Regions from separate parts of the Mus musculus genome. Here regions 1, 3, 4, 5, 6 and 7 are each linked to region 2. Evidence: chromatin loops called from intact Hi-C (ENCODE). Cell type or tissue: heart. All regions are shown on one strand. Region 1 holds the start of Zfp592 (zinc finger protein 592). Region 2 overlaps Slc28a1 (solute carrier family 28 (sodium-coupled nucleoside transporter), member 1). Region 3 has its middle 3.8 kb from the start of Zscan2. Region 4 overlaps Iqgap1 (IQ motif containing GTPase activating protein 1). Region 5 holds the start of Wdr73 (WD repeat domain 73). Region 6 has its middle 7.8 kb from the start of Gm32112. Region 7 overlaps Alpk3 (alpha-kinase 3).

Region 1 (4,000 bases), 160 kb after region 2:
TGAGTGCTGCTCCCCACATGGTTAACGCTTAAGCCTTCTTTGGGTCATATGGTGCTTCTTCAGGGAAGGCTTCCCTGAGCCCCCAATTCAAATTATTCTCTTTCCTCATCTTTTTCCCCCTTGAACTCATCAGAGTTTATAAATTTGATGTTGCCATTTCCTTCAGAGTATTGTTCTAAAAACTACTCTGGGGCTAGGACTCAGAGGAGAGGCAGAGTCTGTGCTTAGCAAGACTCTTACTAAGGCTGGACTGATTTCCCCCACTGCAAAAACAAACCACCAACCTGCAGCACACACACACACACACACACACACAGAGAGAGAGAGAGAGAGAGAGAGAGAGAGAGAGAGCTGGCTCACACATAGAGCCCTTCTTAGGGCCTCTGCCATTGTAATATTAACTAAATCCTCACTGAGCCTAAGAGTGATGGTTATCCCAGCATTCAAGAGGCTGAGGCAGGAAGATCTAGATAGGCCAGTCAGGAAGACATAGTTAAACTGTATATACAAAGAATAAAACAAAAAACTGCCACCTCCCTTTGCCTCAGATTCAACTCTCTTTCTTTTCCTCTTCCCTGTTAGTATCTGGTTCTTTGTAACACACTCCGTGTTTACTAGACCCTGTCCTTACTGTCTTCCCACATGTTAGAAGGAAAGCTGTACAAGGACAGTTAGTTTTCATTGCTCGCCACATGGAAAACATGTATTTGTTGACAAATATTTTCTTATTTCTGGACTTTGTCTCTAGGTCAAGATCTCCCACACTAAAGTGGAGGTATCTTTCTGGTTGACACAGTATCTCCAAAACCTAGTTCTGTCATGGCGCATACTACAAATACTCAGAAAAAAAAATGTTTTCAGTTAGGCATGGTTGCCTGAAGTCCCAACTACGGGGGAGGTTTAAGACCGGAGCTTGGTGGCCAACCTGGTTAAAAGTGGAGATGGGGGGAGGGGTAATGAACCAAAGCCATCTTCAGTGGAGCTGTAGAAATGGTCCAAAAAAAAAAAAAAAAAAAAAAAAGCACCAGGCTCCTTTCTCTTTCCCACTGTAATGTACCTGTCAGTTTAGCAAATAGACTTCTGAAGTCCCACTCAGCACCCATCAGGCCAAGCACATTGTGTGCTCAGCCGGTGTACACCTGACACAATCACACTCTAGCTCCTACACGAGCACAGGCCACGGGCAAACCCTGGTCCAAACCCATTTTACCCACCCGAATCCCACTCTCCTAAAGCAGAAACTATCTAGGCTTGTCCTGGCTACAAAGCATGCTCCCTGGGTGGGCCTGTAGGTTGTTTCAACCCTGGACTTTTAATGTCACCTCTGGTCTGCTCGTAAAAATAGTTAAAAAAAAAAAAAAATACCTGACCACCTCCAATAATCTTAGGTTCTCAAGAGCAGGCATACCTAAGGTCATACGGACCCCTCCCCCTCACAAAAGCTGCTTCAAGGCCAGGAGGCCATCTGTCCAGCAGACGCTCTCCTGTCCTCCCCCTCCCCGGGTCACACGGAGCCTTTCCCCACTAGCCCCTCGGTTGGCAGGAAGAGACCCCGCAGAGAAATCAGTTCAAGCCTGATCAACAGGCCTGGTCACCCCCCCCTAAGCACCCCAACTCTGGAGGAGGAAGACTTGTCTGCCCCGGGAGAAGGAACCCCCGGGGTCAGAACTTGGGCGAGGCTGAGGGGGAGACTGAGGGGCGCCGAGGAGGGCCGATGTTCTAAGTGTCTGCCCAGTGACGGCGCCAGGTCCTCGCGCGGCGGGGACCGTGGAGCTGACAGGGCGTCCCAGCCTGGTGAAGTGCACCGTTATCCCTGCCTGGGCCGGGGGCTCGGCGGGCGGCCGCCTGTCGCGCGCGGGACGACAGCGGAGTGCCCGGGCCGCCCCGATCGGCGGGCGGCGGCGGCGGAAGGGGTCCGGGCCGGGGGCGGGGTAGGGTGGTGGCCAGGGCCCGCCTGGCGGCGATCGGGGGAAGTGGCTGCCGCCTGGGGCGGCGGGCAGGGTCCACCAGGCTGCAGGGCCGGGCCGCGGCGCGGGCAGAGCCCGCTCCTCTCAGACTCCCCTGCCCGAGCTGGAGCGGCCCGGATGGTGGCCTCGCCCCGTCCAGGCGGCGGGGGGCGCTTACCTGGCGGCGGCGGCGGCGGCGGCAGCGACAGGCCCCGGGCTCGGCCGCGCGCGTCCCCAGCGCCGGCTGCGGGAGCCACAACATGGCGACGGCGGTGGCGGGCGGGGCTGCGGCTCCGGGGGCGGAGCGGGGGCGGGAGCCGGGCTGGCGGCGGGACCTGGCTGAGGCCGCGGGTGGGAAGGGCGGGCGGAAGGCGACTCGGGCCTGGGCACCGGCCAGGGCGGTGCGGCTATAGAGCTGCCCCGGCCCGGCCCGGCCCGGCCTGGCCTGGCCCGGCCCCGCGCCTTCCGCCTCCCTCCCGCCTCAGGCTGGTGCGACCCTGGCTACGCTGACTCCGGGGAGGGGCGGGGCGAGGACGGCGCAGGCAGGACCGGGACTCCGACCTGGGCTGGCTCCCGCCGCCCTTGGCGCGGCCTCTCCCGGCCACCTGGGCCCGGGAAGCTCGGACGCGCCTCTGAGGCCTCGGTGCGGCCCAGGCCGCCTGCCGGAGGGACGCGTTGTACCTTCGCGGCTATGGGCCGACCGGACGCCGAGCGCCTCAAGAGCTCGGAAGAAGTCGTCTTCGCGGAGAGCTGGGCGAGTCGGGCCTAGGCAGCACTGCTAAGTGAAAGGAAGCAGGAGGGCAGTGGGCCTGGGCACTCAGGTGCGCCTTAAATGGCTACTCGTCGCAGGATGGAAGGACATGCTTGCGGGCGCGGGGCGCTCAGACGTGTTACCTCTGGGGGAGCCAAGGGACGCTCGGAGAGTGGAATGGAGGTGGAGGGGTTGGGGTGGAGGGAGCTGATAACCTCTCAGGGTGGACTGGCAATTCGCAGGCTCACCAGGGAGGCTGTGACTCCAGGGCAAGAACTCGGAGAGGCGGCCGACAAAAAAATTACCAAGTTGACCCGCAGGACTTTCCAAGAACCTGGAGTCCCTTGGGGACGCGATAGTAAGGCAGCAGGGTCGGACGGTGGGAACTGGCAGGCCAGTTCTGGTGCCAGGCAGGATTGCTAAGCATGAGCAAATTCCTCCCGAAGAAACCAGGAAAAAGCCCACACTTGGCAAAAGGGCCAGAGCTGACATTCAGCTGAGTCTGCTGTGTGCCAGGACCCGACAGAACCCAACACCTGCATGAGGAGTGCGGTAGTGATGAAGGAGTGAAGGCAGTTACGAGAAATTATTCTTTCCAGAAGTTTGGCAGGGAGAGGAAGGGAAAACTAGCCTCCATCTTAAGAAGGAGTAAAAAGAAAGGTTTGTTTCATTTGTTCCAGTTTGAGAGAGAGCGAGAGCTCAAGGAGCCAAAGACAGAGTCATTTATAGTTTATATCCCAGAAAGATGGGAAATGGGGAAGAGGAAGTCCAAGGAAAAGGCGTGTTGTCCAACAAGATTCGAAAGATGAATAAAGATAGAAATATTTGTCCCGTGCGGTAGTGCATGTGTGTAATCCCAGCTCTTGGGAGAATGAGGCAAGATGATTTTGAGTTCAAGAGCAGCTGGGGTTACACATTGAAAGACCGCCTTAAAAGCCAAGAAAGAAAGGATCTTGTTTATTTGAGGCAGGTTTTCTCTATGTGTAGCTCTGGCTGTCCTAGGACTTGCTCTGTAGACCAAATTACCTTCCAACTCCAGAGACCCACTACCTCTGCTTTGTGGCGCTGGGATAGAAGGTATGCACCACTATGCCTGGCAGGACTTTTTATTTATTGTAAGTTAGGGAGGCATGCAATTTTCCACAGATGAGCTACCAGGATAATCCTAGATGGTATCCATAAACAGCTAAATTCTCTGTCTTTAATCTCTGGCTACAGTTGGTTCAAAACCCCATACTATGGTGGCATGAATCCCTGTAATCTCGGCATTCTACTCCTGAAGGTGGGATAATCAGGATTTTAA
Region 2 (4,000 bases):
TGCAGAATGGTATTTAGTGAGAAAGGAAACAAAGGAGAGATTTCTGGTCTGTTTTGGTTTGGGGGGGTTGTTTGTTTGTTTGTTTTTGTTTTGTTTTTTGTTTTGTTTTTTTGGTTCTTCAAGACGAGGTTTCTCTGTATAGCCTTGGCTGTCCTGGAACTCACTCTGTAGACCAGGCTGTCCTCAAACTCAGAGATCCACCTGCCTCTGCCTCACGAGTGCTGAGATTAAAGGAGTACACCACCACTGCCCACCTTCTGATCTTAATATGGTCACTTTTCAGCACCATGCTAAGTGTTTTCTGACCATTTTCATCTATCCTTTGTGGCCAGGTAAACAGTACGTCTGTTCATTTACAGATATGGAAACTAAGCAACAGAGTCGCTTTGATCCTGAGTACAGGATCTTGCAAATCCTTGTTTCCCTTGAGGGGCAAATCAATAGGAAACATGAGTGACCAACTCCTGAATGTTACCATGACCAGCCTGGGTTCAAGACCTCTGCACTGAGAGACCAGCTTGTTTGGATTTGCAGAGAAAGTTGGTATCTATCCTAGAGCCTTTGGAACAACAGCATAATTGGAAATGTATGTGGAGGTCATAATGAAATGATTCAGTCAAGTGACACTTGGTGCTGTGTGACAAAAGAGAAGACCTAGGCTGGCACTGTCCAATACAAACTCAACAGAGACCATATCTGTAATTTCACTCCTGCTACATTCTTTAGATTCAGTCTTGTGTAGCCCAGGCTAACCTCAACGTTGCTATGCAGTTGATGGTGACCTCAAGTTTGTGGTCCTTCTTCTTTACCTCCCAGGTGATGGGCCTACATAGCATGTAACACCACCCAGAAAAGCACCAACACGGTTACTGTGGCCAGCAGTCACATGTTTAAAAGTGCAAAGAAAGCCAGGCTGGGGGTACCAGTCTGTAACACTGACTATTTGGGAGGCAGAAGCAGGAGGTCACCAGTTCAAGGGCGGTCTAAGTAACTTAGTTAGACATTAAGAAAAAAAGGGGGGACTTAGCTCAGTGGTACAGGGCTTGCCTAGCATTTGGGATTGAGGCCCTGGGTTTGCTCTTGAGCAGTGAAGAAAGAATACTGGACACCTCATCTTAAACTGCCCATGTTTCAAGTACTCAGGAGTTCATGGCTACTGTGTTGGACAGGTCCTGCTACTATCCAAATACCTGCAATAGAAAGGATGTGGCCAAGGGTCAGAGGCTGAGCCACAAAGAGAAATCTGTGGACTGAGGGGACCATTGAGATGGCTCAGTAGGTAAGAGCACTTGTCATAACAAGCCCTGGTTCAATCCCCAGAACCCACGGTGGAGGGAGAGAACTGACTCCCTCCTACCCACACAAGCGTGCCTCTGACACGTGTGCCCCTGTGCTCATACACAAGCAATATAGTAAAAACGCTTTGGAAATAAAGAGACCATGAACTGGGAGTGTGGCTCAATGGCTTGCCTAGCATATATGGGGTCCTGAGTTTAAAAGCCAGCTGTACAAAACAAAGGAAAAGAACCTGGGAGGCTCCTTGGGAAGGCAGTGACAGCTAAGGCCCGGCAGGGGGCAGAAGAGAGCCTCTCTGCAGCCAGGGACAGAAGAAGTAGAGCGGAAGGTCCCTCTGTTAGGTGCTTTCCCAGACCCTGCTATGGCTGCCGCCTGGGGCTTTCCCTCTGTAGATCAGACTGGCCTCAAACTCAGAGATCTGCCAACCTCTGCCTCCCAAGAGCTGGAATCAAAGGTGTGTGCCACCACCTCCTTTGGCTTTATTTTATTTCTTTTAGTGTGGTAAGATACCTCCTTGCCTTTTAAGTCCCAGTTAATGACTAGAGGTGTCTGCAAAGCTCATGTGTCTAGAAAGAACACGGGGTGATTTTTAAAACAGATCACAAGGCCCAGAGCAAAGTTAAGATGTTTAAAGACCTTAAGATATGCAGGTAGCGTGTATATATGTCACTATTAAACCGTTTTACCAACAAAGTTTGGGGTTTCAAATTTCCTATGTTTAGGGTTTTTTTCTTTGATTTTTGAGGCAAAATAGCCTTCAGTTCTACATATAGTTAATGACCAAGGACTTCTGATCTTCCTGCCTATGCCTCCCAAGTGCTAGGATTACAGCTCTTTTTATTTTATTTTTTAAAAGATTTTAAAATTTATTTTTATTATATGTAAGTACACTGTAGCTGTCTTCAGACACCCCAGAAGAGGGCATCAGATCTCATTACAGATGGTTGTAAGCCACCATGTGGTTGCTGGGATTTGAACTTTGGACCTTCAGAAGAGCAGTCAGGTGCTCTTACCCACTGAGCCATCTCACCAGCCCCTGAGCTCTTTTTAAAAAATGAAATTGGGGCTGGAGAGATGACTTAGTGGTAAAGAGCAGTGACTGCTCTTCCAGAGATCCTGAGTTCAATTCCTGGCAACTGCATGGTGGCTCACAACCATCTGTAATGGGATCTGATGCCCTCTTTTGGTGTGTCTGAAGACAGCTACAGTGTATGTAAGATACATAAAATAAATAAATAATTTCAAGAAAAAGTAATATAAATAATATAAATAAATAATTTCAAGAAAAAAAAGAAAAAGAAAAAATGTGTACACATACACACACACAAGTAAATTTTTTCTCTGCCTATGTGAATTTAGGGTCCAATTTGTAATACTGGATTGGCCCATGAGAGGATTATGATATACATCATTTAGGAGGGCAGATCCCCAGGGAAAGCCTATGGAAAACTGAGCATGAAATTTGGAGTCAGATCTGGGTTCAGATCCTGGCTTTAACCATTAATTTATTCTCTGAGCCTCAATTTGCTTATCTATAAAACGGGGATATTAAAGCACCCAGCATAGTGCCTGATACATAATATGAGCTTAGTAAATGGAATTCTGGGAATCTGACCCAGGGGCCATTTGAAAAGTGTAGCCAGCTCTCTTTAAGCTCTGACATTTCTTAGCCCTCCTTTTCTCTCTCCCTTCCCCCTCTCTTCAAGTGGCCATGGCCAGCCTCTCTCTCCTTCTACCTTCTCCCCCCCCCCCCCGCCTTTCTACAATAAAACTCTAAAACCATTAAAAAAAAAAAAAAAAAAAAAAAAGGTCTAACCAAGTAGTTTAGCCCAGCAAGCCTGCCTTGCTCAGGCAAAGCTGGGCTTTGAGACAGAGAGGGGACATCCCATGACTGCTGTGATTAGGAGCTTGTGGGGCTTCCAGAAAGGCAGTTTCAGGGCTTTGGCATAGCCCAGCAGAGAAAAGTTCTACCTACCCCAAAGGAGATGTAGGCGCCCAGGAGGCTGCCAGCAATAGTAGCATAGCCTCCAGTCATGACAACGTGAACTTCAGAGAGTGTCATATCTGCCAGATAGGGCCGGATCAGCAGTGGAGCTTCAGTCTACAAAGAGTCAGAAGGCAAGCAGTGAGCTGCCGCGGTGGCGGCTGGGTGATGGTCACAGGTTTTTTGTTTGTTTGTTTTGTTTTGTTTTGTTTTGTTTTGTTTTGAGACAGGTCATGGTTCTTGATGAAGAATCTCAGAGGAGACAGAGGGTGGGTTTCTAGTCAGCTGAGCCTCTCTGGGCCCCATTGTCCTCCCTCCTCTGTGATAGGACCTGCATACCACCACCCTACCCTACCCGTGTGTGTTGACACTTACCGTGCTCCTCACACCCAGGCACCTCCCCCTCTGTGCTTACAACCTAAGACAGAAAGGACTCTTATTTTCCAGGGAAGCAAACAGAGGCCTGGGAAGGGATGCAAGCCCGATCTGCACAAAGGGGCTGAGCCTTCACTGGGCATTTGCTTTGGGGCTTGTGTAGAAGTCTGGGCTACTCTTTATCTAATCCAGCTATGGAGCCCTAGCATTCTTGGTACTGCTTTGCAGGACGGGGAGATGGGCGTATGATGGTTAATCTTCATGTTCAACGTGACTGGGCTTAGAATCATGGTGGAAATACGCTCCATAGTGCATCTGTAAGGGTGTGGTCAGAGAGGTGTAACT
Region 3 (4,000 bases), 300 kb after region 2:
CGCACGCGCGCACACACACACACAAACATACACACAGCAAAATAAATTCATTTCTTCTGACTTAAAATGATATTTGGCTTTAAATTTTTTATTTTATTTTATTTTATTTTATTTTATTTTATTTTATGTGCACTGGTTTGAGGGTGTAGGATCTCCTGACTGGAGTTATAAAAGTTGTGAACTACCATGTGGGTGCGGGAGGTTGTACCAGGGTCCTCTGAAAGAGCAGCCAATGCTCTTAACCACCAAGCCATCTCTTCAGCCCCACATCTGGGTTTTGGTTTTTTTTTTAAGGTTCATTTTATTTTTTAATTTTTTAAGAAAAGACTTATATATTTTATTTATAAGTACATTATAGCTGTCTTCAGACACACCAGAAGAGGGCATCAGATCCCATTAAAGATGGTTGTAAGCCACCATGTGGTTGCTGGGACTTGAACTCAGGACCTCTGGAAGAGCAGTCAGTGCTCTTAACTGCTGAGCTCTCTCTCCATCACGGTTTATTTTATTTTTAATTATGTGTTTCTGTGTGGGTATTTGCATTTGAATTTGGATGCCCACAGAGGCCAGAGGTATTGGATCCTCTGGAACTGGAATTAGAGAAGGTTATTAACTGCCCAACGTGAGTGCTAAGAGTCAAACTTTGCTCCTCTGCAAGAGTAAGTGTGTGCTCTTAATCACCGAGCCACCTCTCCAGCCCCAAATCTGAATTTTTATCCAGTCAATTTCGTTCATCCTGTCTTTTTATAGATTCTGAATTGGATTTCCACATCACCCCCAAAAACGTTTGTTTTCTGTTTTATAAAAAAGAAAGAAAGGCCAAGGATATGTTTGGAGGTGGTGTGGTATGATGAGGTGAGGGGGTGCCTCTGTGGGCCCATGCTCAGGCACAGGACGAGGTATAGTATAAACTAGAGTTCATTTAGGGCATGGGGAGGGGAGTTAGGGGGTAATAGAGGCAGAGAAAGGCAGAGAGAGAGAGAGAGAGAGAGAGAGAGAGAGAGAGAGGCTGACCATTAACCCGTGGAGAGATGTGGGGAGGGGAATGGGGAGAGAAGGGGCAGAAAGGGAGGAGAGTTAGAGAGTAAAAGAGTAAGAGAGAAGCCGGGCGCGTGGTGGCGCACACCTTTATTCCCAGCACTCAGAAGGCAGAGGCAAACGGATTTCTGAGTTCGAGGCGAACCTGGTCTACAAAGTGAGTTCCAGGACAGCCAGAGCTATACAGAGAAACCCTGTCTCAAAAAAAAAAAAAAAAAAAAAAAAAAAAAAAGAGTAAGAGAAGACAGGCAAGCAGTCCCTTCTATAGTGAGTCAGGCATACCTAGCTGTTGCCAGGTAACCATGGTGTGGAGCCTAGAAGAAACTGTAACAGTTTGAATGCACCATTTCTTCACTAATTAACCTCATTTATCAAAACACAAAAGAAGGGCTGGAGAGGTGACTCCAAAGTTAAGAGTACTTGTCTGTAACTCCAGTCTCAGGGCATACAAGGACATTTTGAACTCAGCGGGTACCAGGCACACACACAGTGCTCTCACATGCAGGCAAGCAAAATAATCATACACATAAAATAATAAAAATAAATTTTAAAAAAGGAGATACTTAACTAAAAAAGATGCTCAAGAAGTATGTAGAGGTTTGTTACTAGGTATAAGAGTGAACCTTAGCATCAATAGCTGCTCACTGATTAATTCAGTAGTCCTAAACTGACCACATGCGAACAGTGCCACCTCCAGGCCAACCTAGGAACTCTACGCTAAGTTCCTGGATGTAATTGCCAGCTGCCGCCATGGCTCCTGCCATCAGTATGCCTGGAGAGGAGAGCTAAAAGAACATTGCCGCAGCGAAAGCCTTTCATCCCAGCACTTGGGAGGCAGAGGCAGGCAGATTTCTGAGTCCGAGGCCAGCATGATCTACAGAGTGAGTTCCAGGACAGCCAGGGCTATACAGAGAAACCCCAAAGAATATTGCCAGTGGAGTGACCTTATATCAACAGAGAAATGTCCCTTTGTGCGCCCAGCCTCACCACCAGTGGAAATTTCCACAAGGGAAGGATTTGATGGGTCAGTGGAGTGCACCTCTGGAACTTTCCAGAAGTCCAAAAATCCTTTTATTTTTGTTCCCATCCCAAACCAACTGCTGACCATAAGAACTGGAATTAGTTCGTCACCGAAGTGCCCTACAGCCAGTCTTCACAATTCTGTGACTCAAGCTCAGGGACGCTGGCTTTGGCCTAGGTCATCCATCCCAGTTGAAACAAAAAATAAGTCACATGTGAGACCAACTCAGGGCCTAACGGTACTGTTGAGGAGGGGCTTGCTGCCACAGCTAATCTCTGAGACCACCATGGGACAGAAAGGCTGAGGCAGGTTAGGCAGCCAGGGGGAATTATGGGTAATAGGAAGGAAATCCACCAAGGACTCTGGTTCAAGTTTCTAACCAGCTGAAAGTCAAGACTTCCAACACAATTTCATTTGCTTAAGGCTTCGTCTCCTTTCCCAGCTGTAAACCTATAAATTTCTAGGGATATTCTATTGATTTCATTTCTTATTCATTTACCTTCTTGCATGTATGCTTGTACACATGCATTCAAGGCACAAAGCAAATGGAGAAGTCAGAGGACAATTTGCAGGAGTTGGATCTCTTCTTTTGCCATGAATCCCATCCCTGGCTGAGACATCCAACTCACTGGTCCCCAGTGTTCTAAGAATCTGACAAGAAACCTCTTTGGCAATAGAAGAGATATCCTAAAACCTTTGTGCAATCCTAACAGATTGAGTTTTTCAGATTATACTCCCATCCAAGACACTTTCAGATCCTATAACTCACTTGTCAAAAACAGAGAGAGGGAGGGGCTGGCCATGGTGGTGCACGCCTCTAATCTCAACACTTTGGAGGCAGAGGCATGTGGATCTCTGTGAGCTCAAAGGCAGACTGGTCTACATAGTGAGTCCCAGGTCAGCCAGGGTTACACACAGTAAGATACTATCCATAAACAAAGCAAATAAAAAATATGTGCATATATATGTATATATATATAGAGAGAAGAGGGGGACTGGAGAGATGGCTCAGTGGTTAGAGCACTGCTGCTCTTGCAGAAGACCCAGGTTCAGTTACCAGCCCTGCCCTGGGGGATCACAAGTTTCTGATTCTAGTTTCAGGAGACCTAGCACCCTCCTCTAGGTTCCAAAGGCACTGGGCATGCATGTGGCAGTACACATTCATACACACTAAATTAAAAAATAAGCCAGGCAGTGCCCCAATTAAATGTTTTCCTTTATAAGACTTTCTGTGGTCATGGTGTCTCTTCACAGCACTAAAGCCCTAACAATGACAATGGTCATATGGGTTTTCTGTTTGTTTGTTTGTTTCTTGCTTGCTTGCTTGCATGTTCTTACTTGTGGTTTCACTTGTGCACATTAAGTATGACAGAGAGGAGGTTTGGTTCCTTAGGCCCTTTCTTCTTTGGGGGAAGCTGGCTTTTCTCTTAGTTGTTCTGTGCTGACCAGGGCTTCTCTGTGACTGGGGGCTAGGCTCTACTCCAGCCCCTTCCTGGCAGGAGAACAGATCTGCAACCTCTGGCTGGTTCCCATGCCCTATTCTGAATTTCTCTATTCAAAGACATTTGTGGGAAGGCACAAGGGTGCTCTAGGCTGGACAAAATGACTCAGAGGCAGTCCCAGTGTGGGGTGGTCCTTGGCAAGACATAGAGGCATGAGTGACACCAGGGACAGCTTATGTCTCAGAAGGATTTATCTCCATAATCTGCAATGTTCTCTAAGGTTTTATAAAACTAATTATAAAGATAGGATTGAAATAAGAGGAAGGAAAATTTAACACACACAGAGGGAGAGAGGACACACACACACACACACACACACACACACACACAGAGGCTGTTTAGTTTATAAGAAAAAAAATGTGTCCCTAAAATAGCTGGCTATTGGAAAGAAAAAAAAAAAAATCCTGTAACCTTCAGCAAAAATAATGAACTTGTCACA
Region 4 (4,000 bases), 420 kb after region 2:
TGTGGATATTTACAAGTCTTGGGTTAATCAGATGGAGTCGCAGACAGGAGAGGCGAGGTTGGTGCTCACAGCCCCTTTCTTTTGTGTTTGCTGTTTTCGTATCTGTTTAAAAAAAGCAGTTCCTTCTGATTTGCAAAGTAATGATTGTTCAAAGGACGTTTCCTGTCAGGCATGATGGCCCATGTCCACAGTCTCAGCACTTGGGTTCTAGAGGCAGAAAGGTCAGTCTTAGCTACACAGTGAGTTCCAGGCCAGCATAGACTACAAAGAAATACACATGCGCGCGCGCACACACACACACACACACACACACACACACACACACACACACTTTCCCTTTGAGAACTATGCTGTAAGTCGTCAAATTGATAATTCCCCTGTTTAGCAAATGCATGTAGGATCAAACCTAACAGTGAACGAGGCATGGATAGCAGAGCGCAGTGGGTAAGGCTCTTCTTCCTGTGTGATTCTGGAGAAGTGAATTTCCTCTCAAGTCCATGTGAACATGGAGAGAACCAGCCCCACGTGTGCTTTGTGCCTCACACCTCTCCCCATCACCATCGTCATCACCACCATCATCATCGTGAATGAAACAGACTTCTCCCCTTACCCATTCATAGCTTACTAGGGAACAGAGACAACAAACAGGTAAATAAAAGTTACAACCAAGGAAAGGTTTTTAAAACTTTCTGTAAGGTATCTACCCGAGTACAGGAGAGCGCTAATGCTGGCAGGCATTAGGGAGAACCGTCTGCAGAGGTGGGACTTCTTTTAGCTGGACCTAGAGGATGAGAAGGTAAGTGCTAGGTGCGGAGTGTGCGTGACTGACCGCCCTGCCAGCTGGCTGAGGGCCTAACAACCGGAAAGGATCTGGCTGTAACTGAAGCAGTTGAACAGCGAGGGGCCCTTGGCCCCGTGCAAGAGGGAAGGGCGTGAGGGTGAGTGGTGATCTCTGCCTGGGTAAAGCTAAGCCAAATGAATGTCTTAGTTATGGGAGAAGAACCTGCCAGGGTAAACTCTGTCCACCGCAGACAGACACAGAGCAAAGGCTTGTCCATCACATCTGGGCAAAGCTGAGAAAAGCAAGTGCAGAGAGCTGAGCCGCTGCTTTTACTCAGGTGGGGGAGGACCAGAGACAAGATGTGCGCAGCTGGGATGGGTTAAATGGCATCGAGCTCACTGGTGCTGGGTGGGGTAGCTCTTCACACCACTTGCCATTTGACCTGCAAGCCTGGCATGGTGGCGCATGTGTGCAAAGCCAGCCCTGTGGAGGATGAGGCAGATAGACTCAGAGTTAGCTGCAGAGTGAGACAACCAAACCATACCAAGCCAAAAATGTGTCACCGCAGGTGAGCCACAAAGCCTTGTGTGGCATTAAGGCACGCCATTGAGTTCAGTGTTCTGTCAGTCTGTCATTGGGATTCTGATCTTTTTCTGGGCATCATGAAACTTTTCTCATGCTGGGAATTGAACCACTCAGCTAAGCTCTAAGCTCTCCCGACTGCCTCTCCTCGCTCTGCCTTTGTCTGTCTGGGAAGCTGGGCTTGTCACCCAGGCCATTCTTAGATAGCAGCCTCATGAACACAGCTCAGGGTCACTAAGTTATTTTCTTAGATGATCAATGAGTCAGTTGGTCATTTACAAATCAGAATCCTACTGGCCAGTTCAGGATTTTTTTTCCTTCTTGTTGCCTGTAAGAAACTAGTGTTTCCTGATTTCCATAAAATGGAAATTGAATGCTTTTTCAGTACCAGTGCCTATGAGGTGTGTGAAGCCACCAGCATGTAAGCATCATGGCTCCCAGCCTTTCCCATCTACTTAGCCTCCCAACACAGTGCTTTATTGTAAATTACAAATGCCGTCCTGGAACTCAGTCAGTGTGCTATGACAATCATGCCCTGCCTGCTTATCTCGGCTTGCCATAGTGACCAAACCCAACCTGCCACTCACTGGTAGTTGAAGCAGATGAAATTTAATCTATCAGAATTCTTGAAATAGAAATCACTGGGCTCAATCAAGATGCCAGCAAAGAACATCTATCCGTTCCTTGGCTTCTTCAATTTCTGGTGGCCTTTGGCCCTGACTGACCTGTGGCCATGTGATTGTAATCTCTGCCTCCCTGGTTGCCTCTCCTCCCTTCTGCATACTAACTCTCCCTCTGTCCCTCTTATTAGGTCACCTGGTTTATATTTAGGGAGCACTTGGATTATACAATAATCATTACTCCTTTGTTAACCTTGAGAATACCAGAAGCCTTCTCCCTGTATTTGTCTTCTTTCAGCTCCTTGTCTCTATTTCCTTCCTGTTAAGTATAGGCCCATGTTGTAGCACATCTGTCATTCTTATGCCAGTCTCAGCCAGTCTGTCTGTCTGTCTGTCTGTCTGTCTGTCTCTCTTTCTCCTTTCCTTTTAGACAAGTCTTTATCCTAGGCTGGCCTTAAATACCCTATGTAGCTGAAGCTGACTTTGAACTCCCGATCCCTTCACCCCCACCTCCCAGGCATGAACTGTAGAGCCTGATTTATGTGCTGTTGGGATTAAACCCAGGGCTCAGTGTGTGCTAGACCGACAGTCTGTCCACTGGCCCATACCCCAGCCTCGTCTGAAGCCCAGTGCTTCAGTTCTGCGTCTGGCTGTCTCCCCTGACATCCAAAGGTGCCACGTCATTGGCTATGCTGTGTCTCCAGTGCCTGTGGGTGTGCCTGGTCTGCATGGCTGCACCCTCGTCTCTGTTCATACTCATCGTTTCTGGGTCAAGCTGGGACGCTGCTTTCCCACGTCTCTCATCTGTGTCTGTCTGTCCATCTTTAATTTATTTTTTACGATGAGCCTGAGTGGTCTTTCTCAGTGTATGTCTGTATGTCTTTGTGTGTGTGTGTATGACTGTGTTGGGGTGGGGGGTGGGGAGTAAGTGAGCCCATGGAGGTCAGAGGATAACTTTGTGAAGTTGGTTCTCTGTCTACGTTTCTGTGGGTTCTGGGCATGAAACTCGGGTCTCCAGGCTCCATAGCAACACCTTTACCTGTGAGGCATCTCCGTGCCCCAGAACTTTTACCTTTCAGTGGCTACTTGCGGCTTCTGAGCAAGTCCAGACTTAGTGCATATAGGATCCTCCAGGGCCTGATCCGTGTTAGCTTTTTCACTCCCTTTTCTCTTCCTTCTGTTCCTCCTTTGTATGTAACACTGCACGTACCCCCAGAAGACCCTTCTCCTCTGCTCTCTTGTCCTTGGGGTCGGGCGCCTTCCTTCCTTTCTCCGGGCTGAGAAGAGGCTCTTTCTCTGACCTGCAGCAGTTCTGATCAGCTCACTGTTTATAAGCATTGCTAGGGGTTAACCTGGGGTCATGGGTATGCCAGGCAAGTGCTATATCACTGAGCTAACCTCTAGCCCATATAGTATGTTGATGATTACCTACCTGCTCATAGCCTCTGCTGCTGTGAGAGACTCAGGAGAAGGTATGATGGCTCCCCTACATTTTGTTGCTAAGTGCTTATCAGGGTGTGACACATGATACAAGACATCCAGATCACAGCTTGTGCAGAGGAGCCTAAGTTAGCTAAGCTTCCTGGATCCTTCTATTTATAAACAAGACAAGCTCCTGCCTCGAACTATTCCTGGGGGTCGATCTAACATTGCTGGGGGTCATTTCTGTTTTCTCAGCAAACTGCCCTATGATGTGACTCCTGAACAAGCCTTGTCTCATGAAGAAGTGAAGACGAGGTTAGACAACTCCATCAGGAACATGAGGGCCGTGACAGACAAGTTCCTCTCAGCCATCGTCAGCTCTGTGGACAAAATCCCGTGAGTGCCATCAGTTGTGACTCCAAATAAAGCCTGGCTGGTGGCATACTCTGTGGCCTGACCTCACTCCATTTTGTCCATCCCACAGTTATGGGATGCGCTTCATTGCCAAAGTCCTGAAGGATTCCCTGCACGAGAAGTTCCCTGACGCTGGTGAGGACGAGCTGCTGAAGGTAAGACTCTGAGAGCTACCGGGTGC
Region 5 (4,000 bases), 250 kb after region 2:
CATCCCTGGAACCCCTGATGCAAAAGCGAGAAGCTTGGGCTAGCTGAGTCCAGAGAGAAAGAGAGAGAGAGAGAGAGAGAGAGAGAGAGAGAGAGAGAGAGAGAGAGAGAGAGAGAGAGCGCATCACCTCTAGGGACATTATTTGGAAGACCTGAAATACCACGACCAACCAGAGAATCTCATAGAAAGCAATACTGCCATGGCCAGTGGCAGGGAGTGAGGTCTGCAGCAGAGCATGGGGGGTAGGGCATGTTGCTGACACTTCTCCAATGCCTTGGGCTTGGTTTCTGTGATGTCCTTTAGTTGTCATGACTACCCTGTGAAGTTGGGGCTATATTCTGGGAAAACCAATCCCCCTGACTCCTCAGGTCTTCCAGGGAGAAAGGTTCTCACTGAGAGGCTCAGCTGAGAGCCTGCAGCTGCCCTCCTGGGTACACTCAGCATTTCCCTGATTTGTGGACTCCAGAGTCAAGTCTTCCCTTCTTGCCTTCAGTACAGGAGGCTGCTGGAGCCACTACTGCAGAAGTGATGCCAATAATGGAACAAACCGGATGCTGGGCTTAGAATGTGTCCATCCAGGGAAGCTGACAATGGAACCCTAGCAGTGGCCTCCTCTGGATGTAAATCCTAAGCTCAAATGTGTTAATCTGTTACTGTGATTTCTGGTTGGGTCACCAGGAATGTTAATGATGCAGACACAAAGTCTTTCCTGCTGTATTTCTTGCTTCCCTGGTGAAGTGGTGAATAAAAATACTGCTCTTTACACAGAATGTCTGGGCCTCTCCTTCCACCCACATTTGAGGAAAGAGGGAAGGGTTCTGGAGGGTGGCATGTTCAGAGAGCTAGGGTGGTCTTAGAAAAGCCCCATCACCCCCCACCATGGCACCAGCCAGCCAGCTCTCAGCAGTCAGGTGTTGTGTTGGCTGCACTGATCCAGCCACGAGTGAGTTCTGCTACCAAAAGCTTCTTCCCCTGCAGTGGGGGGCTACCTACACTATGCTGCACTCGCCCCACCTTTGATCCCCATGGCAAACTTTAGTGCACTACCTGGTGCATACGGGAGAGAGCCACACTAGAATCCAGCCCTGCTGTGTTCTTTTTCTTCTCCGAATGTAGGGTCCTCCATACATGTTGCCAAAGTTATCGAATAAAAATTAAGTTGGAATGTCAGATACTTTGTTGATCGTGTCCTGTGTAACAGTAGACTGGCCTCGAACTCTCTATGCAGCAGATGATGACCTAAAACTTCTGATCAGTCATGCGCCACCGCGCTGGGTTTTTTGTCTATTTTTACGGGGTACTGAAAAGCTAACTCCGTGCATGCCGGGCAAGCACTCTAGCAGCTGAGCTACATCCCCAGTTAAACAAGATTCCTTTCATTTTAAAAAATAAAAAAGTCCTTAAGTATCCTTTACGGACAATACACGCAAACTTAAATTAACTGTTCACTTGAAGTGCCAATTAAGTCTGTATTGTACCTGCTTTGGGACACTGACAGCTCTTTGGCTGCACATTCTTGATCCTAAATATACATTAGGGGTATATTTGATGTCTCCGATCCTGCTTGTAGCTGACATCGATGGATCTGGTTTTTTTGCGTCGTTTTCACCCGGACTCTGCACACAGAACAGAAGAAACATCAACAGGGCTTCGCGCAGCGCTGAGCGCTTCCGCCCCAGCCAGCGGAAGACCACGCCCTCTCCTCGCGAGAGCGCGCGCCTGCCCAGGAAGTCTGGCTGGCGGAAGTGGAGCGACGGAAGCCACAGTTGCTATGGAGCTCGCTGAGGACTGGCTCGTGGAGTCTTTGCGATTGTAAATTGGCCCGTGGGCGGGTCTGATGGGCAATGGGAGAGGGCGCGTGCGGTTGTGGGCTCGTGGGCAGTGCCCAGGCACGGACCGATGGAGGTCCTGACCCCCGGCCTCTAGCTCTGGGACTCTGGGTCCTTTGTAAGCAAGTAATGTGACCAGATCCGCGCATGTGAGGGCTGATAAGGCACACATGGCCGGTTACCCTGGGCCGGATTCTAGGTTAACTTGAACACAGGTTTCTCCTGATTGTTCACCTCAACTTGGGGAAATCAACTTTATGGGAGTTCCGCAGGTGAGGAACCAAGGCTTGGTTCCTTATGGCCAGCCCGGTCTCATACACCAGGGAGGAAAATGCAGAAGAAAAGATTCAGCCCCATGTTTACCTAACTCCAGAGCCTGGTTCCACCAGTCCTTCAGCGATCTCCCAGTTCTTGGTTAGCTGTGCGTCGCGTGATTTTTGTAACCCTATCCTGCAGGTACCAAGACTTCCATGCATTTGACCTCTCAGGAGCCACTCGAGTCCTTGAGTGGATTGGTGAAAAAGGTAATATATCTTGCCTGCTACTAAACGAGATGCGTTTCTGCCTCATGGGCTGAATTTTAAAGTCTGAGCCGCTAGGGAGACCCATTCAACTTCCATCCCCTGACACAAGGCTACTCAGAGAATGGGGAAGGTATTGGGAGAATTTATAAATCCAGCCACGATCCACGATATTTCTAACTCTTTGTCATAGTTACTGTTTTATTTCAGGAGTCTTTGTTGCTGGTTATGAAAGTTTGAAAAAAAATGAGATTCTTCATTTGATACTACCTCTCAGGCTCTCTGTACAGGAAAACCAGGTAACTTAAATAGAGAAGCTGATTATCTGTGTCAATTTATTATGCATTTCTGGAGTGCCTGTTACTCTGCCTGACAAGTACCTGGGGCTGCCACAGAAGGAGGGGGGGGGGGCGGGCGGCGGCGTGTGCAAACCTTTAATCCAGGCACTTGGGAGGCAGAGGCAGGTGAATCTCTGTGAGTTTGGGGCCAGCTTGGTCTACAGAACGAGTTCCAGGACATCCAAGGTTACACAGAGAAACCCTGTCTCAAAAAAAAAGAAAAACAAAACCAAAGTCTAGAACAAGGCCCCTGTGCATGGGGATGAATGCCAAGGACAAGCAGGTGGTCGCAGGAGAGCTGCTACAGGCAAAGAGCAGTCTTACTTTATCAGAAATAGACGTGGGCTGGAGAGATGGTTCGGGGGCTCAGAGCACTCTGCGCTTCCAGAGGATCTGCGTTTGACTCCTGGCACCCACATTGCAGTTCACAACTTGCTGTAACTCCTTTCCAGGGCATCCAGCATTTGCAGGCAGGCAAAACATCCGCATACATAAAATAAATTTTAAAAATGTAGAGCCTTGAGAAGTAGTCAGTGGTGCAGTGCTCACAGAGCATCTTAGTCCCTCACAGACAAGAGATGAGGGAGCCATGTGGATGAGTAAGGTCGCCTGGGATGAGGGAGCAGGATCTGAGGCGGCAGGGCAGAGCCTTGGGGAGCACATTTAAATGATGCGGAGAAAGAATAGTCTTTGAAATAGGGGGAGAGAATGTGTGAGTGTAGCTAGTGGCTGCTCCTAGCCAGCCAGGGTTACACAGAACTTGTCTCAAAAAAAATAAAAAAAAAAAAAAGAAGAAAGAGAGAGAGAGGAAGGAAGACAGACAGACAGATGTGCCAGGCAGTGGTGGCGCACGCCTTTAATCCCAGCACTTGGGAGGCAGAGGCAGGCGGATTTCTGAGTTCGAGGCCAGCCTGGTCTAGAGAGTGAGTTCCAGGATAGCCAAGGCTACAGAGAAACCCTGTCTCAAAAAACCAAAAAAAAGAAAGAAAAAAAAAAGAAAGAAAACAGATGTTCTTAATAGAGTGAACACTTGTTACATGGTTGTTTTGTCTTTATTGCTAGAAAGACCCACCTTGCTTGTAGTGGGAGGGTGAGTGGGTTGGTGGTAGTAATCTTTGCATTCTTGGGTTAAGCTGTTTGTCTTCTGTGTCTTCCTCTAGGAAGGTGTAAACTGTTTTTGCCCCATAATCCAAGGGCTAGGACAGACTAGAAAAAGGCTTGGGGATAGGCAGGAGGGAAAAAAGAAGCTGACCACGTACGTAGATATTTACACGAGTAGATGAGCCCTGCCGAGGTCCAGCCGAGTGACTTT
Region 6 (4,000 bases), 270 kb after region 2:
CCAGCTCTTTAGAAAGTGTGTGTGTGTGTGTGTGTGTGTGTGTGTGTGTGTGTGTGTGCGCGCGCGCACGTGCAGTCACATGTGAATTGCCTTGTCATAGGGCACATAAGGAGGTCAGAGGGCACCGAGGTAGCAGTCCTCACCTTCTGCCTTACCTGAGACAGGCGTTCTCTGTTCTTTTCTCACTGTGTACACCTGGCTCCGTGGCCCAGTGTTTTACCCACTGAGCCATCTCCCCAGCCCTAAATTCTTAAACTCAAAGAACTTCTGGAATACTCAAGCAACAAAGCCCAACAAAATGGTGTTTTCAACAGACAAGTTTCATCTGCGAGGGCTCTTCCTGCTCTGTGTCCGTGCTGTTATTAGAAAGAGACAAGAAGGCATGATGGTGCACGCCTTTAATCCCAACACTTGGGAGGCAGAGGCAGGCAGATTTCTGAGTTTGAGGCCAGCCTGGTCTACAGAATGAATTCCAGGACAGCCAGAGTTACACAGAGAAACCCTGTCTCAAACAAACAAACAAACAAACAGAAACAGACAAGAAGACACCTTTGCTATGGAGTAAAGAAAACCCCTTCGAATAAATAGTCTTTGTGAGCCACCCTGCTCTTGTAGTTGGTGGAGAGCTTGGTTGCGCTGTATTTCAGGATAGGAGGTAAATATTTCCCCAGAACCTATCCCCCTGACTAGCAACTCAGGGTCCCTAATTCTGCCCTTGGGGCTGTGTCTCTTACTGTTCCAAGCACTCTGGAGAGGAGAGCTTACCCCGATCTTCTCCGCTACCCAAAGGTTGGGACCCAGCCTCTGGGTCCCTGAAGTCTCCTCTGACCCTTTGTTTCCATACCATTCACCCTTTGGTGCTGCTCCCTAGGAGTCCCCTGTGGCAGAGAAGGCTTCCTAGCACCTCTAAAGCATCAAAGATGTCAGCAAGCACCCAGGAAGACTCATCGGGAGGGTCTTAGCCTCAAAGGTGCTTGCTTCTGGCTTCGCAGCAGTTGGGCTGCAGGCTTTTGAATCAGTAGTGATGCTGTTCCCGGGTCCATGGTGCTAAAACTTGTAGCAAGCCCGCTCTAGCCCAGTTCCCTCTGCAGTTCTGATGGCAGGTGGGGCTTTTCTTGGATATAAGGCTCACTGAAATGTCCCAGAACCCCTTGGTTTCTGCAGCCCTTGTGTGTTCCTTCTCCCTTCTGATTCTCCCAGCCCTGGCACTCCTCCCGATTCAAGGCTGTGCGGCTTTTTCTATGCCAGTGTTACACACAAGCCAGTCGTTTAGAAAGAGAGAACTTCAACTGAGGAAAATGCCCCCACCAGACTGGCCTGTGGGCAAGCCTGTAGGCATTTTTTAGTTGATGATAGAAACCATAAGGCAAAAAAGGCCTTGGCTGTTCTCAACTGATACCAGACCAGGCTCTGCCCTTAACCAGCTGCTGGTAACTCTCCCTGACAGATGTGATGTAGCCCTTACCTTTAATTCCAGTACTTGGGAGGCAGAGGCCAGCCAAGTATAGAGAGAGTTTCAGGACAGCCAGAGCTACACACAGAAAATAATAATAATAATAATAATAAATTATGGTCTGGAGAGATGTCTCAGAGGTTAAGAGCACTGGCTGCTCTTCCAGAGGTCCTGAGTTCAATTCCCAGCAACCACATGGTGGCTCCGTATAATGAGATCTGGTGCCCTCTTCTGGCCTGCAGACATACATGCAGGCAGAATGCTCTATACATAGTAAATAAATCTTTAAAAAGAAAAAAAAAAAAAAAGGTAATTCATCCAGTGGGACTCAGGGGCCACAGTGCTCAGGTCTTCCCTGCTGCAGAGGAGAGAGTGGTAGACCTGTGATTAGCATAAATCAGGACCTCTGCTCAAGAAACAGGGGCTGGAGAGATAGTTCAGCACTGTTGCTCTTAAGGAGCACGAGGGGTCGATTGCCAGCACCCACATGGTGGTTCACAACCATGCTTAATACCTCCAGTTCCAAAGATCCTGACACTCTCTTCAGGCATCTTTGTCCACTAAGGCATGCACAGCCTGTAAGCAAAACACATGTGCACTTTTTTAAAAAATATTTTTAAAATATTTTTTAAAGAAAGTAGCGTGGGTAGGAAGGGAAGGGAAAGATCCTCTTCACTGCTGAATGGTATTTGACTTTCTGTTTCTTTTGAAGTAGGACTGAGGAAAGGAATGAATTTTTAAATCTTAACATAGAAATGTTTAAGGATTGGAGAGATAGATCAGCAGTGAACACTGTGTGCTGTCCTGGAACTCACTCTGTAGACCAGGCTGGCCTCGAACTCAGAAATCCGCCAGCCTCTGCCTCCCAAGTGCTGGGATTAAAGGCGTGCACCACCACTGCCCGGCTAGTCTAGTCTTGGCTCCCTGCAGAGACCAGCCCTCAGAACATCTAAAGCTGTACACTCTCCAGTCAGTCTGCTTGAGGACACCAAGCTTCCGCTATCCAGACTGTAGGATAAGCAAATTCATTTGAAAGGAGCAGCAAAGTGCAGCACAGCTCGGGTGGCCCAGGGCGTGTTTCACTCCTCCACATCAAGAAGCCAGAAAGATGAGTGAGTTCAGAGGCAGGCTCTGCCCTTCAAGCTTTGGCAAGTCTCATGCCAGAGCCACAGCCTCCTGTCTGGATCCTGTCTTGATGCTGCTATCTGCCAGATCTGGACCTCCTGGGGAAGGACCATTTGGAACTGTTCTGAAGGAAGCAACTGTAGTATCGTCTCTTTAGAATTCTTTGGTTTTAGCCACTAGCATCATTGGTTTAGCACAGCATCTGCTGGAGTGTGTGGGCCTGGAAGGATCCTGATGCCTCTTGCTACTGCAACCCTGTGAATTCCATTAGATCACAGGGTCAGAGGCAAGGGCCCTGCTGTCTGCCCTGCTAACTGCCTGGTGCCCATGCAGTGTGGCAATCTCTGGAGAAACGGCTCCAGAAGGCTGCTAAAAGGAGCTTGAAGCTGTGTTTGCCTTGCAATTCACTATTCACTCAGGGTTGAGAAAACCCAAGTTACCCATGTGGCACAATGCGGCAGAGGGTAGGTTCACGCAGCTCATACATGTGAGCCAATAACCAGCCAATCCTCCCTCACTGTTCAAATAACTATGGGGTCTTAAAATAAAGTCTGGTCTGAGTCTGAGCTCTTACAGGGCAGCAGTATTTGGAGGGGTTTGAGGTTCCTCCAGTCCCCACCACAGCAGGTCACTGTTCTTAAGCTCCCCCAAGAGACGACTTCAAACTGGTCATGGCAATACAGCATGCACAAAGAATTCAATTTTAGCAAGGAAGAATTAGAGCCAAGCAGCAATGGTCTCAATCTTGATAGGCACAGGGCTTAAATTTCTCCTCCCTTCTCTGTAATCCCTCTCCTATGCCTTCCACCAGGGTAAGAACGTCCAAAACAAAACAAACAACAACAACAAAAACATTCTTTTTTCCTTTTCTTTTCTTTTTCTTTTCTCATTTTTCTTTTCTCTTTCTTTTTTTTTTTTCATGTCTTTAAGGTGTTTATTGTAGAAAGGCAGAGGGAGGGAGAAGAGTAGGGAAGTAGAGGTGGGCCACGGCCACATTGGAGGTGGGGGGGGAGAAGAGCAAGGGAGCAAGAGAGTAAGAGAACAAGAGCTTTTTTGATACTATTATTTTGTATGGACATTTTGTCTGCATGTGAATACGTGTGTGTGTGTGTGTGTGTGTGTGTGTGTGTGTGTGTGTGTGTATGCCTAGTGCCATGAGTCACCTGGAACTGGAGTCACAGATAATCTGTTTTGAAGCAACCATATTGGTACTGAGAACTGAACCCAGGTCTAGGGGAGCAGCCAGTGTTACCAACACTGAGCGATTTCTCTGCCCACTGCCCCCTCCCCCCCCCCCATTCTTTTTGGAAGCCTATTTTACCCAGAACTTAGTCAAGAAAATGAATAAGATGGGAGAATGTAGGGCTAAAGAGATGGCTCAGAGTGGTTAATGGCAGTTGCTGCTCTTGCAGAGGACCAAAG
Region 7 (4,000 bases), 82 kb after region 2:
TATCGCCTGCACCAGTGCCTGCATAGCGGTTCCTCCATAACCCCCTGTCAGAGGAGCAAGCAAAGGAGTAAGGAACAGGAAACAAACCCACGGGAGCCCCATCCGAGGCATATGAGGAAGGGCAAAGGGCAAGCAAGGGAAGTCGAACATCAGCGGGGAGCAGGGGAGGCAGGGCTACAGCCGGCTGGGCCAGGAACAAACTGGGCTGTGCTGGCTGTAAACTGAGCCCTGTGTTTCCACTGTGCGCTAAAGCCCTGGGTTACATCACTGTGCGTGTGGCTAGGGCAAGCACAGGTGCTCTCACCATCTTGTGGGATGATCTCACCCACCAGGGCCTTGGAGTCTTCTGCCTCATGACCTGCCCGGGAGGGACATCCTCAGCCTGCAGTCCAAGAGAGGCTGGAGTGGGGCAAAGGCCTGGGACAAGGAGGGGAACAGGGAGTGGCCTACACAGCTGAGCCTGAGCCACAGGAACACCCCATAATTCTGCCAATAATGGGGATCAGGGCTTCATAGCAAGAGTGGCTTTGAAGCTGGGCGGTGGTGGTGCACGCCTTTAATTCCAGCACTTGGGAGGCAGAGGCAGGCTGATTTCTGAGTTCAAGGACAGCCTGGTCTACAAAGTGAGTTCCAGGACAGCCAGGGCTGCACAGAGAAACCCTGTCTTGAAAAACAAAACAAAACAAAACAAAACAAAACAAAACAAAACAAATGGCTTTGAAAACAAGATTATTTGTAACGTGCTGGTTACTTCCTGGGTGATGGTTACTATGTTATATAAATACACAAAAGCTCAAGAGGATTATGTCCTTAACTCAGCTCCACACATACTTCCATGCATGGTACACATATGCAAACACACACGCAAACAGAGGGAGAGGGAGAGGGAGAGGGAGAGGGAGAGGGAGAGGGAGAGGGAGAGGGAGAGGGAGAGGGAGAGGGAGAGGGAGAGGGAGAGGGAAAGGGAGGGAGAGGGAGGGAGGGAGGGAGGGGAAAAGAGAGAGAGAGAGAGAGAATGAACTCTGGGAGAGTTCAAAATAGAACCTGAGCCTGTAGCTTTCCCCTGCCCCTTCACAGCCTATGGTCTGCTGCACAGCTAGCAGGCTCACCTAGGGAACCCAACTTGGACACCCACTGTCTTTTCCAGTCACTCCTAATTTAAAGAAACTCAGAGTCAGACAAATAGGAGTTTAGAGTTTTAAGAGAACTAACTGTCAGATATGGAATTTTCCCTGGTTCCTCTGAACTCAAATTGCTCACATTTATTGAGGAAGACTTAACTGTGTGCCAGAAGCCAAGAGACAGTCCTCACGCATGTCCCATCTACTCTCAGATCAGAATGCTCCTAAGGATGTAGTCACAATCCCCAGTACAAGACATCGAGACCCACACCCAAGGTTTAGAGCTCTTGCTGCACTTGCAGAAGCCTGGAGTTCAGTTCCCAGACCCCACGCAGTCCTGCAAAACCACCTGAAACTCCAGTTCCAGAGACTCTGGCGCCCTCTTCAGGCCTCCTAGGGCGCTGCTACACACATGCTATACATAATATTCTGGAGCATACATGCATTAAAACAGTTAAAGGCTTTTTTAAGTAAGGGAAATGAAAAGGAAATTAAGGCTCATGAGTTAAGACTTCTACAAAAGTCACCAGTGAGGAAGCAGAAGGGCCCAGACTCCAATCCCTCTCTGCTATGCAGTGAGCGCTGTGATTCCTGCTTCACACAGGAGAAAAGCAAGCCCCACCGGAGCTAAGGGAATTACTACCCAGGGCTACATGGCTGTCAAATGACATAGAAACTTCCCTTCTCTAGCATTCTTCCCAATGAGGACTCTAGGGCCAGTGTATAACATTTTGCACCTAAAAGTCCTCATATTAGACTTATTTGCCCAAAATAGGATTCTTTCTCTTTTCTTTCTTTCTTTCATTCAATAAATGTGGTTCTTATCACAGATTAGGTCCCTGGCTTCAACCTACCTACCTCTGATGTTTTCTTCTTCTGCCTTAGCATGTGAATAAGCACATACGTGCACATACACACCCCAATACAGAATGCACCCCAGAACTGAAGAGAGTAGATGGGGAGGCCACCACACTGGGCAGAGATGAGCAGTCTCAGACAGTAACATTCCAGCCTAAAGAGGCCTGCAGGAGCCAGGAGTCAGATGGCCCAGCCACTGTCTGTCCCCACAGTGAGTGAAAGAATGCTGTAGGTCTTGTGTTCCTGCTCCAGGTCCGCAGGGGTTTCCCTCCCAGAACAGCCAGTTCCCTGTTCTCCTGCTACAGCTAAATCTTCCTCCCCGAGACAAAGTTCCAACCATAAGGAAAACATCATCTTCGCCTGGCAAGGTCCCAGAGTCGGGGCTGACACATCCTACCTCTGTTGGGGGAGGGAATGCTTCTCCCAGGGAGGAAGAACAACTGCCTCCGCTAAGACAAGCAGAGACAGCAGCAGCCTTACACAAAGGCCAGTCTCAGCCACTGATCAGCCAAGAACACCTCTAGACTGAGATCGAATGTCTAACGCTGTCTCCCCAGTTCCTGGCACCCTCCTGTTTCCCTTCCCCCTTTCCCACAACCCACTCTTGGTGATACCATGGTGACCTCTTTCTAATCTGCTACAGAAAACTGAATGAACTCAGATCTGGGATCCATGTGGGATGAGGAGGGAACAACAGCGACTGGAGATGTGGATATTGTGGCTGCCCAGAGCCCTGACAACTGCACAGACTCAATTGGTAGGTGCGCCTCAGTAGGAGACCATGGCTGGGCATCATGAGATACAGGGATAAGACAAAGAAACAAACAAACAACAACAACAACGTTGCTCCTGAAGTCCATGACATGGATTTGCTGGTGAAGGTGCTTCCTACCCAAGCCTGCAACCCAAGTCCCATCCCTGGGACCCACATGATGGAAGGACAGAACCAACTCCCAAATCATTCTCTGACATTCACACTATGGCATGTGGCACAAACACACACACATACATACATTTAAAAATAGTTATTCCTTTGGGCTCAGGGTTTTAAAACACTTGCTGTGTGAGCCTAATGACCTGAGCTCAAACCCTAGCATCCAGGATGGAAGGCGAGAACTGACTCCTGAAAGTTGTCCTCTGACCGCCACACATGTGCTTCAGTATGTCTGCCCCCATGCTCACATACATATCACACACATACATGTACTGCCTGGTTTTATGTGCCAACTTGACACAAGCTGGAGTTATCACAGAGAAAGAAACCTCCCTTGAGGAAATGCCTCCATGAGACCCAGATGTAAGGCATTTTCTCAATTAGTGATCAAAGTGTGAGTGGTGCCATCCCTGGGCTGGTAGGCGTGGGTTTTATAAGAAAGCAAGCTGAGCAAGCCAGGGGAAGCAAGCCAGTAAGTAACATCCCTCCATGGCCTCTGCATCAACTCCTACCTCCAAGTTCCTGCCCTGTGTGAGTTCCTGTCCTGACTTCCTTTGGTGATGAACAACAATGTGGAAGTGTAAGCTGAGTAAATCCTTTCCTCCCCAACTTGCTTCTTGGTCATGATGTTTTGTGCAGGAATAGAAACCATGACTAAGATAATACACATACACACACACATACCATATATACCATACACACATATCATACACACATGCACACATACATACACATGCACACACATATCATACACACATCATGCCACATACATGCATGCACACATACATACCATACACACAGATACACACACATAGCACAGTACACATATCACACACACACCACAGTACACACATATCACACACACTAAGAATAATAATTCCTCAATTGCTTCTTTGGGTTGAGCTTGAGGCGGAAAAGACTCCCATGGGGAGATTGAGAGCATTCAATAAAACGTCCCAAGATTCTGTACACCAAACTGGAGTCTGGCAAGTCCACACTGATTCTGAGAAACCATGGCGCCCCATGCCTGCTTTCCCTGAGGCTCCTCATACAGGTCCCCACAGCAGATACTGCCACTGCCCCACCC

The links. Hi-C counts contacts between places; a loop is a spot of excess contacts. Peaks named below come from ENCODE experiments on the same cell type or tissue, not always from the same donor. Only the 100,000 strongest peaks of a DNase experiment are listed, where the experiment ranks them.
Region 1: a loop joins it to region 2, with 2.4 times the contacts of the local background. A loop is called at or near these places in 3 of 42 quality-filtered maps.
Region 3: it touches region 2 in a loop (8-fold over the local background); 22 of 42 quality-filtered maps call a loop at or near these places.
Region 4: it touches region 2 in a loop (4-fold over the local background); 16 of 42 quality-filtered maps call a loop at or near these places.
Region 5: it touches region 2 in a loop (2.7-fold over the local background); 2 of 42 quality-filtered maps call a loop at or near these places.
Region 6: it touches region 2 in a loop (8-fold over the local background); 26 of 42 quality-filtered maps call a loop at or near these places.
Region 7: it touches region 2 in a loop (2.4-fold over the local background); 9 of 42 quality-filtered maps call a loop at or near these places.

What each region holds. Positions count from the first base shown.
Region 1 is chr7:80,991,887-80,995,886 of GRCm38, reverse strand. Zfp592 (zinc finger protein 592) reads right to left here and starts at 2,203. Exons shown (of 10, transcript NM_178707.4): 1 at 2,125-2,203. In heart, CTCF peaks have their summits at 1,985 and 2,621; a DNase peak (open chromatin) is centred at 2,406; H3K4me3 peaks cover 3,958 bases; H3K27ac peaks cover 2,794 bases.
Region 2 is chr7:81,152,797-81,156,796 of GRCm38, reverse strand. Slc28a1 (solute carrier family 28 (sodium-coupled nucleoside transporter), member 1) reads right to left here. Exons shown (of 18, transcript NM_001004184.3): 11 at 3,272-3,397. Among named protein-coding and RNA genes, the nearest start is that of Slc28a1, 40 kb to the right of the region's middle. In heart, a CTCF peak has its summit at 1,571 (motif pointing right); a DNase peak (open chromatin) is centred at 1,626; H3K27ac peaks cover 489 bases.
Region 3 is chr7:80,855,129-80,859,128 of GRCm38, reverse strand. No RefSeq gene overlaps it. Among named protein-coding and RNA genes, the nearest start is that of Zscan2, 3.8 kb to the left of the region's middle. In heart, a CTCF peak has its summit at 1,739 (motif pointing left); a DNase peak (open chromatin) is centred at 1,768.
Region 4 is chr7:80,730,043-80,734,042 of GRCm38, reverse strand. It overlaps Iqgap1 (IQ motif containing GTPase activating protein 1), which reads left to right. Exons shown (of 38, transcript NM_016721.2): 26 at 1-57; 27 at 3,661-3,801; 28 at 3,890-3,974. Among named protein-coding and RNA genes, the nearest start is that of Crtc3, 43 kb to the right of the region's middle. In heart, no CTCF peak of the experiment used is centred here; no DNase peak of the experiment used is centred here; H3K27ac peaks cover 425 bases.
Region 5 is chr7:80,898,997-80,902,996 of GRCm38, reverse strand. Wdr73 (WD repeat domain 73) reads left to right here and starts at 1,728. Exons shown (of 8, transcript NM_028026.2): 1 at 1,728-1,812; 2 at 2,286-2,353; 3 at 2,561-2,649. The coding sequence starts at 1,772. Nmb (neuromedin B) reads left to right here. Exons shown (of 3, transcript NM_026523.4): 3 at 494-770. The coding sequence ends at 529. In heart, no CTCF peak of the experiment used is centred here; DNase peaks (open chromatin) are centred at 916 and 1,726; H3K4me3 peaks cover 2,051 bases; H3K27ac peaks cover 1,971 bases.
Region 6 is chr7:80,883,576-80,887,575 of GRCm38, reverse strand. No RefSeq gene overlaps it. Among named protein-coding and RNA genes, the nearest start is that of Gm32112, 7.8 kb to the left of the region's middle. In heart, a CTCF peak has its summit at 1,686 (motif pointing left); no DNase peak of the experiment used is centred here; H3K4me3 peaks cover 42 bases.
Region 7 is chr7:81,070,972-81,074,971 of GRCm38, reverse strand. All of the region lies in intron 3 of Alpk3 (alpha-kinase 3), which reads right to left. Among named protein-coding and RNA genes, the nearest start is that of Alpk3, 15 kb to the right of the region's middle. In heart, a CTCF peak has its summit at 1,512 (motif pointing left); DNase peaks (open chromatin) are centred at 331 and 2,291; H3K27ac peaks cover 2,580 bases.